Regions from separate parts of the Homo sapiens genome. Here regions 1 and 2 are each linked to region 3. Evidence: read pairs that join two places in POLR2A ChIA-PET (ENCODE). Cell type or tissue: GM12878. All regions are shown on one strand. Region 1 overlaps ATP13A3 (ATPase 13A3). Region 2 has its middle 83 kb from the start of TFRC. Region 3 overlaps TFRC (transferrin receptor).

The links. ChIA-PET counts read pairs that join two places held together with the same protein. Peaks named below come from ENCODE experiments on the same cell type or tissue, not always from the same donor. Only the 100,000 strongest peaks of a DNase experiment are listed, where the experiment ranks them.
Region 1: POLR2A ChIA-PET joins it to region 3 with 5 read pairs; 1 of 35 experiments calls an interaction of 5 or more read pairs at or near these places.
Region 2: POLR2A ChIA-PET joins it to region 3 with 8 read pairs; 5 of 35 experiments call an interaction of 5 or more read pairs at or near these places.

What each region holds. Positions count from the first base shown.
Region 1 is chr3:194,467,487-194,469,986 of GRCh38, forward strand. All of the region lies in intron 2 of ATP13A3 (ATPase 13A3), which reads right to left. Among named protein-coding and RNA genes, the nearest start is that of ATP13A3, 18 kb to the right of the region's middle. In GM12878, no CTCF peak of the experiment used is centred here; no DNase peak of the experiment used is centred here.
Region 2 is chr3:195,997,913-196,000,412 of GRCh38, forward strand. No RefSeq gene overlaps it. Among named protein-coding and RNA genes, the nearest start is that of TFRC, 83 kb to the right of the region's middle. In GM12878, no CTCF peak of the experiment used is centred here; no DNase peak of the experiment used is centred here; H3K27me3 peaks cover 197 bases.
Region 3 is chr3:196,077,476-196,079,975 of GRCh38, forward strand. The region is part of intron 1 of TFRC (transferrin receptor); the gene reads right to left. Among named protein-coding and RNA genes, the nearest start is that of TFRC, 3.4 kb to the right of the region's middle. In GM12878, no CTCF peak of the experiment used is centred here; no DNase peak of the experiment used is centred here; H3K4me3 peaks cover 2,358 bases; H3K27ac peaks cover 1,600 bases.

The DNA.
Region 1 (2,500 bases), 1.6 Mb before region 3:
AAGTCTTAGCAAATTTTACCAAAGTGCTAAAAATAAACAATTCAAATAAAAAGTTGCTCTAAAAACCTCCAATTAATTATTCACTTTGAATATATTATACACCTCAAAGGAAATTACCCAAGAATTCACTTTTCACATAAACTTTTAGTCAACTCCAATGCGACAACTCCAACAGCTCTTACATTTAGAACATATGTATGTTAAAAACATATTTAAATTTTAAATGTACATAAGTAAAAGCCCTGATTATTTCAATGACTGAGAGGATAAAAAACCACATAAACATATTTAAAATACACTGCTTATCAAGATAAAAATACATATTAAATACAATTCTACTATATATCTAATCAGACATTTGAAGCATTAATACCAAATTGATAAACCCATTACTTACAGAAATATAACTTTTCTGGACTGCTGGAGCACACGTTTTTTAACCAAGTCAAATTCGATATCAGAGAAAACAAATTGAAGAAATTTTTCTTACCAGTAGCACTATATCATCATTCTTCCCAATTCCTGATATTTGCACAGCTTTCAAAAGCTGGCTTTTAATAATAAAAATAAAACTAAGCATAAAAATTTGGAATTTTATGCCAAATATTTCTGTTTCGGTTCTGTCTGAACTGCTTTCAAAATGATTAAGGTATTAAAATTTAGAATTTTGTAATTCACCAATTTTTAGTAAGTTTTCAGAAGATGTGCCCTTCTGCCATCTGTCACTCGTAGAGCTCCTATTATTTGAATAAATCCTAGCTAGTTAGCTCACCGAAGTTCCAATTCCACAGTGCATGCCTGAGTCTTGATGTTATCTAAATAGCAAGGAGCTTATAGGCTATTGTGCTTAACCAAACCCTTCCTTGAATTTATAATAAACTTGATTTGCTGTGTGAGTTTAAAAAAAAAAAAAAAAAAACAGTATGGGACAAAGTGAAGCTACTGGGAAAAAAAATCTCACTACATTAAATATGCCAATTTTTGAAAGTTTACTTATTTTTTCACATTATGTAATTACTACAAACAATTAAAGTATACTATTTATCCTATACCATGCTAAAAGTTAGTCAGATTTCATTCCTTAAAACAAGATCAGTTGTTTTCAGACACAGAAATCTCCAAACCTCAAAGACATCTTTGCTTCAAACCTGAGTTTCTCAAGAGTTGTAACAATATTATAATAGTGAGTGTGGAGAGTGTTGAATTTTTTTAAGGATAGTCTATGTACGTGCCTACAATTCCAAAGTAGGTAATTTCACGAAGTGATTTAAATAACGACCTGTAATCAAGTAAAAGTTCAGGCAAAGCAATTTTGAATAATACATTTTTAATTTAATTTTTTCCTTCAGTCAGTATTTGCCATCTTCAGCAGTACTGAAGTAAAAAACTAAAATTAAAAATGCATTATTCACCGAGGCGGGTGGAATGCCTGAGGTCAGGAGTTTGAGACCAGCGTGGTCAGCATGGTGAAACCCCATCTCTACTAAAAATACAAAAATGAGCCAGGCAAGGTAGCATGCGCCTGTAATCCTGGCTACTTAGGAGGCTGAGGCAGGAGAATCGTTTGAACCTGGAGGTGGAGGTTGCAGTAAGCCAAGACTGCGCCACTGCACTCCAGCCAGCATGACAGAGCAAGACTCCATCACACACACACACCAAAAAAAAAAAAGCGCATCATTCAAAATTCACAGCTGGGTGCAGTGGCTCACGCCTATAATCCCAGCACTTTGAGAGGCCAAGGCAGGAGGATCACATGAGGCCAGGAGTTTGAGACCAGTCCAGCCAACATAGTGAAACCCCATCTCTACTAAAAATACAAAAATTAGGCAGGTGTGGTGGTGCATATCTGTAATCCTAGTTACTAGGGAGAGGCTGAGGCAGGAGAATTGCTTGAACCCAGGAGGCGGAGGGTTGCAATGAGCAGAGATCACACCACTGCACTCCGGCCTGGGAACAGAGTGAGACTCTGTCTCAAAAAAGAAAAAAAAACTCACAAAAATAAATAAGTATAAAAGAAATTCCAGTAACTGAATTTCTCAATGGTGTTTAAGTTTATAACATATATAATTCTGGAGTTTTAAAAATTAAAACTTCACTGAGATTTCTGTGACACCTTGTATTGTTGAATGAGAGAAGGAATTATCCCGCTTTGTTTTGCAGTCCTAGATTTTTTTTCTGAGAATTACACATACCTACCAATGTTAAATAAATATTTGATAAACCCATCTTTAAAGACCACACAAGCCAAGAGTGCTTTAATGATCTTGAAATATAAACAGCACAGCTAGCATTCTAAATATTATTTTATTCTCAAACTTGTAAAATTTACAGTAACTGAGAAGATAACCTTGTCCAGTTCAAAATCAGTTCTACTTTTTGCTGTTGAAATAAAATATGCCCCAATACGTTTAAAGCCTTAACTTTAGTCATTGAACAATTTCAATTTTAATACCTATACAAATATATACAAAAAGAATTTTTAAAAAATCAGAATCATCCA
Region 2 (2,500 bases), 80 kb before region 3:
TCTTTTATGACATCAAGAGAAATGATCCCAGAAAGAAATAAACAAGAAAAAGAATCTGATGATGCCTCAACTGTGAATGAAGAGACTTCTGAGGAAAATAATGAAATGGAGGAATCTGATGTGTCTCAAGCTGAGAAAGATTTACTACATTCTGAAGGTAGTGAAAACGAAGGCCCTGAAAGTAGTGGTTCTTCTGACTGCCGTGAAACAGAAGAATTAGTAGGATCCAATTCCAGTAAAACTGGAGAGATTCTTTCAGAATCATCCATGGAAAATGATGACGAAGCCACAGAAGTCACCGATGAACCAATGGAACAAGACTATTTAGAAACATTTACATGCAGTATTTTACACACAGTTCTGGTTTTAACACCGTATAAAACTTTTATGTTAAAACGCGCACCTTTAGTTTTACAAGAAAAGCAGGTTGTAAAATAAAGTACTTTATGGATAATTCCTGAAAGAGTTGTCCATGTAAGAACTGTGAATATCAGCTCCTCTGGGTCCTGCTTACGTTACCACTGATTTCTTTCTTTCTTTCTTTCTTTCTTTCTTTTTTTGGTCTGGGCAAATCAGTGGTTTGTATATAGATTTTTTTTAAAAATTTAGGATTAAAGTTTTTAAACTGGAAAGTAATTATAATTTTGAACAGTTTTTTGAGATTATCACATTTAGTTTATACATATGCAAGAAGCTTTTTGTCTTGTGTCTTTCTGATAGCTCTAGCAGTTTTCATATTTTGGTCATAGTTTCAACATTTTAACATGTGAATAATAGGGTTTCATGCTGGTTTCCAGATTGTATTGTTCGGCTACATACAATGGAACCTTAAGTTGTGTATATATATATATATTATTCTAAGGGGGAAAATGTTATATTTTTCTGTTTGTATAAGAGATGAATACAGTGGATACTTTTTCTATTGGTAATGACTGAGTTCACCTCTTTCAGAAGACATTTTCTTTCTCTTCTGAGTAACTGAAATAAAATCTGGCCTTTGTGAAACCCTGGAAATACCACGACCCTCAACTAGAAACACCAATACCAGCTCCTCCGTGAGTTCCCAGCTCCACAACCTAAGACATCAGAGGCAGCATTGGTTCCTCACGTAGATTCCAGCTCCGGGACCCCCATATTTGAACCGCAAGACCATCTCATCCCTGGATCTCCAGCTGCACCACACTCAAATTAGAACAACATCAGCTCCTCCCCAGGTCTCCACCTGCACAGCCCTCAAACGGGAACGTCAGCTCCTCCCCGGGTCTCCAGCTGCAGGGCCCTAAAACTAGAACATCAGCTCCCGCCTGGGTCGCTAGCTGCACCACCCTCAAACTGGAACATCAGATCCCCATGGGTCTCCAGCTGCAGGGCCCTCAAACTGGAACATCAGCTCCCCACCAGATCTCCAGCTGCATGGACCTCAAACTGGAACATCAGCAACCCGCCGGGTCTCCAGCTGCACTGCCTGCAAACTGGAACATGAGCTCCCTGCCGGGTCTCCAGCTGCTTGGCCCTCAAACTGGAGCATCAGCTCCCCACCAGATCTCCAGGTGCATGGCCCTCAAACTGGAATATCAGTTCCACCCTGGGGCTCCAGGTGCACAGCCCTCAACCTGCAACATCAGCTCTCCACTGGGACTCCAGATGCACGGCCCTCAAACTGGAACATCAGCTCCCTGCCGGGTCTCCAGATGCACGGCCTGCAAACTGGAACATCAGCTCCCGTCAGGTCTCCAGCTGCACGGCCCTCAAACTGGAATATCAGCTCCACCCCGGGGCTCCAGGTGCACAGCCCTCAAACTGCAACATCAGCTCTCAGCCAGGTACCCAGCTGCATGGCCCTCAAACTGCAACATCAGTTCCCCCCCGGGTCTCCAGCTTCACGGCCCTCAAACTGGAACATCAGCTCCCCAACCAGGTCTCCAGCTCCACGGCCCTCAACCTGCAACATCAGCTCCCCACCAGATCTCCAGATGCACGGCCCTCAAACTGGAACATCGGCTCCCCACAGGGTCTCCAGCTGCATGGACTTAAACTGGAACATCAGCTCCCAGGCCCTCAAACAGGAACATCAGCTCCCAGGCCCTCAAACAGGAACATCAGCTCCCCACAGGGTCTCCAGCTGCATGGCCCTCAAATTGCAACATCAGTTCCCCGCTGGGTCTCCAGCTGCACCGCTTCAAACTGCAACATCAGTTCCCCCCTGGGTCTCCAGCTGCACCACTTCAAACTGCAACATCAGCTCCCCGCTGGGTCTCCAGCAGCATGGCCCTCAACCTGGAACATCAGCTCCCCCGAACCCGGGTCTCCAGCTCCACAGCCCTCAACCTGGAACATCAGCTCCCCCCAACCCGGGTCTCCAGCTCCACGGCCCTCAAACTGGAACATCAGCTCCCTGCCGGGTATCCAGTTGCACGGCCCTCAAACTGGAACATCAGCTCCCCACCAGGTCTCCAGCTGCACGGCCCTCACACTGGAACATCAGCTCCCCACCAGATCT
Region 3 (2,500 bases):
GCGGGGTGGCTCACACCTGTAATCCTAGCACTTTGGGAGGCTGAGATGGGTGGATCACCTGAGGTCAGGAGTTCAAGACCAGCCTGGCCAACATGGAGAAACCCTGTCTCTACTAAAAATACAAAAATTAGCCGGACGTGGTGGTGGGCGCCTGTAATCCCAGCCACTCGGGAGCCTGAGGCAGGAGAATGGCGTGAACCCAGGAGGTGGAGCTTGCAGTGAGCCAAGATCGCGCCACTGCACTCCAGCCTGGAAAACAAGAGCAAAACTCTGTCTCAAAAAAAAAAGAAAGTGACACATACAAAAAGACAAAATTAAGACTAAGGCAGACAAGACCAGTTATGCTACAAATACCACAAACCATCTCCAATGGGAAGGGGAAGAAATACTGATCCTGACTGAATGAATAGTTCCTACAAGTGATTCGATCTTTGACACAAGAAGAAACATGAAACACAGATTACGCTGTTTTACAGATGAAGAGGCCAGTTATTAGAGAAACTAAGTGGCCTGTTCAAGGCTGAAAATTGATAATCTAAGCGAAGTTAAATGGGTTACTGGGTTATAGAAATTGTGTTATCATCTCTGGAAATTTAAGACATTAACCTTAACTTTTGTCAAAGCAAAATACATCTCTGTAATCAAAGTCCTAAGTTAAGTTAAAGGCCTTAACTGAAATCTGAATTTTCCAGTTAATTTGGTTTGAGGGCATCTAGATACTTGAAAATGACATTATCCTGAGATTTGCAAAATGGACATTTATTGGATACCATTTTAAAGCTTTTCCTATATACGAGTACACTTAGGGCATATTAAACACACACGGCACAAAGCAAGCTGTGAGGTATACGCAAATTGTAAAGCAAAGGGTATTATAACTGGCATTAAGAAAAAGCTTTCTGGCCAGGCACGGTGGCTCATGCCTGTAATCCCAACACTTTGGGAGGCCGAGGCAGGTGGATCACGAGGTCAGGAGTTTGAGACCAGCCTGGCCAAGGTGGTGAAACCCCATCTCTACTAAAAATACAAAAATTAGATGGGCGTGGTGGTGGGCACCTGTAATCCCAGCTACTGGGGAGGCTGAGGCAGGAGAATCGCTTGAACCCGGGAGGTGGAGGTTGCAGTGAGCCGAGATGGCACCACTGCACTCCAGCCTGGGTGACGGAGTGAAACTCCATCTCAAAAAAATAATAAAAAAGAAAAAGAAAAAGCTCTAAAACCTATTACAAAAAATTCTTTTTAAATTCAAGCTTTAAAAACCAGTGTCCATATGCAATAGACCATATTCTTAGAAGCATAATCTTTTTTTTTTTCTTGAGACAGAGTTTCGGTCTTGTTGCCTAGGCTGGAGTGCAATGGCAGGATCTCGGCTCACTGCAACCTCCCCCTCCCGGGTTCAAGCCATTTTCCCACCTCAGACTCCGAGTAGCTGGGATTACAGGTGCCCACCACCATGCCCAGCTAATTTTTGTATTTTTAGTAGAGACGGGATTTTACCACGTTGGCCAGGCTGGTCTGGAACTTCTGACCTAGGGTGATCCACCCACCTGGCCTCCCAAAGTGCTAAGATTAGTTACTTGATAAGAACATCCCAAGGAAATCGAAGGCGTGAGCCACTGCGCCCAGCCAGAAGCACAATCTTTTGCCCCTTCTGTTACAAAAAGCTTATCACTACCACTCCACCAGAACAGTAAGGACCCAATCATTAGAGCCAGAACTGGAAGGCCCCACCCTGAACCAATTTTAATCATCCTTTTCTAGGAAAAAACATCTTGCAAGTTTTAACACTCATCTGAACCATCATTCCTCAAGTTTTCTTGTTTTAAATTAATTTTAAGAACACAAAGCGATGGCCGGGCATGGTGGCTCACGCCTGTAATCCCAGCAACACTTTGGGAGGCCGAGGCGAGCAGATCACCTGAGGTTGAGAGTTTGAGACTAGCCTGACCAAACATGGAGAAATCCCATCTCTACCAAAAAAATACAAAATTAGCCGGGCATGGTGGCGCATGCCTGTAATCCCAGCTACTGGGGAGGCTGAGGCAGGAGAATCACTTGAACCTGGGGGAGGTGGAGGTTGCAGGGAGCCGAGATCACACCATTGCACTACAGCCTGGGCAACAAGCGTGAAACTCTGTCAAAAATAAATAAATAAATAATAATCTAAGCTACTTGTGTTATCTTTGGTGTTCTCAATGGTGACTGAAAACAACAATTCAATTTCTCACATTAATAATGAAGCTCAGGTAGGCAAAACGTAGCCCCACGTTTTGAACCATGAAATGGAACACATTCACTGCCTAACAACTTCACTACCCTCTATTTTCTCCAAAATCAGACAGAATCCAGCCCCTGTTTTTACCCACCAACATTCTTCTCTGTTCCTTGAGGTCCTCCTCATTTCTTCCAGGCTCAGCTCAAGGCTTCATCTCTATGAAGCCTTCTCTGACTGACTTCCCTATCCTGTAATAACTGGTATTGAACTACCTGATAATGAGTA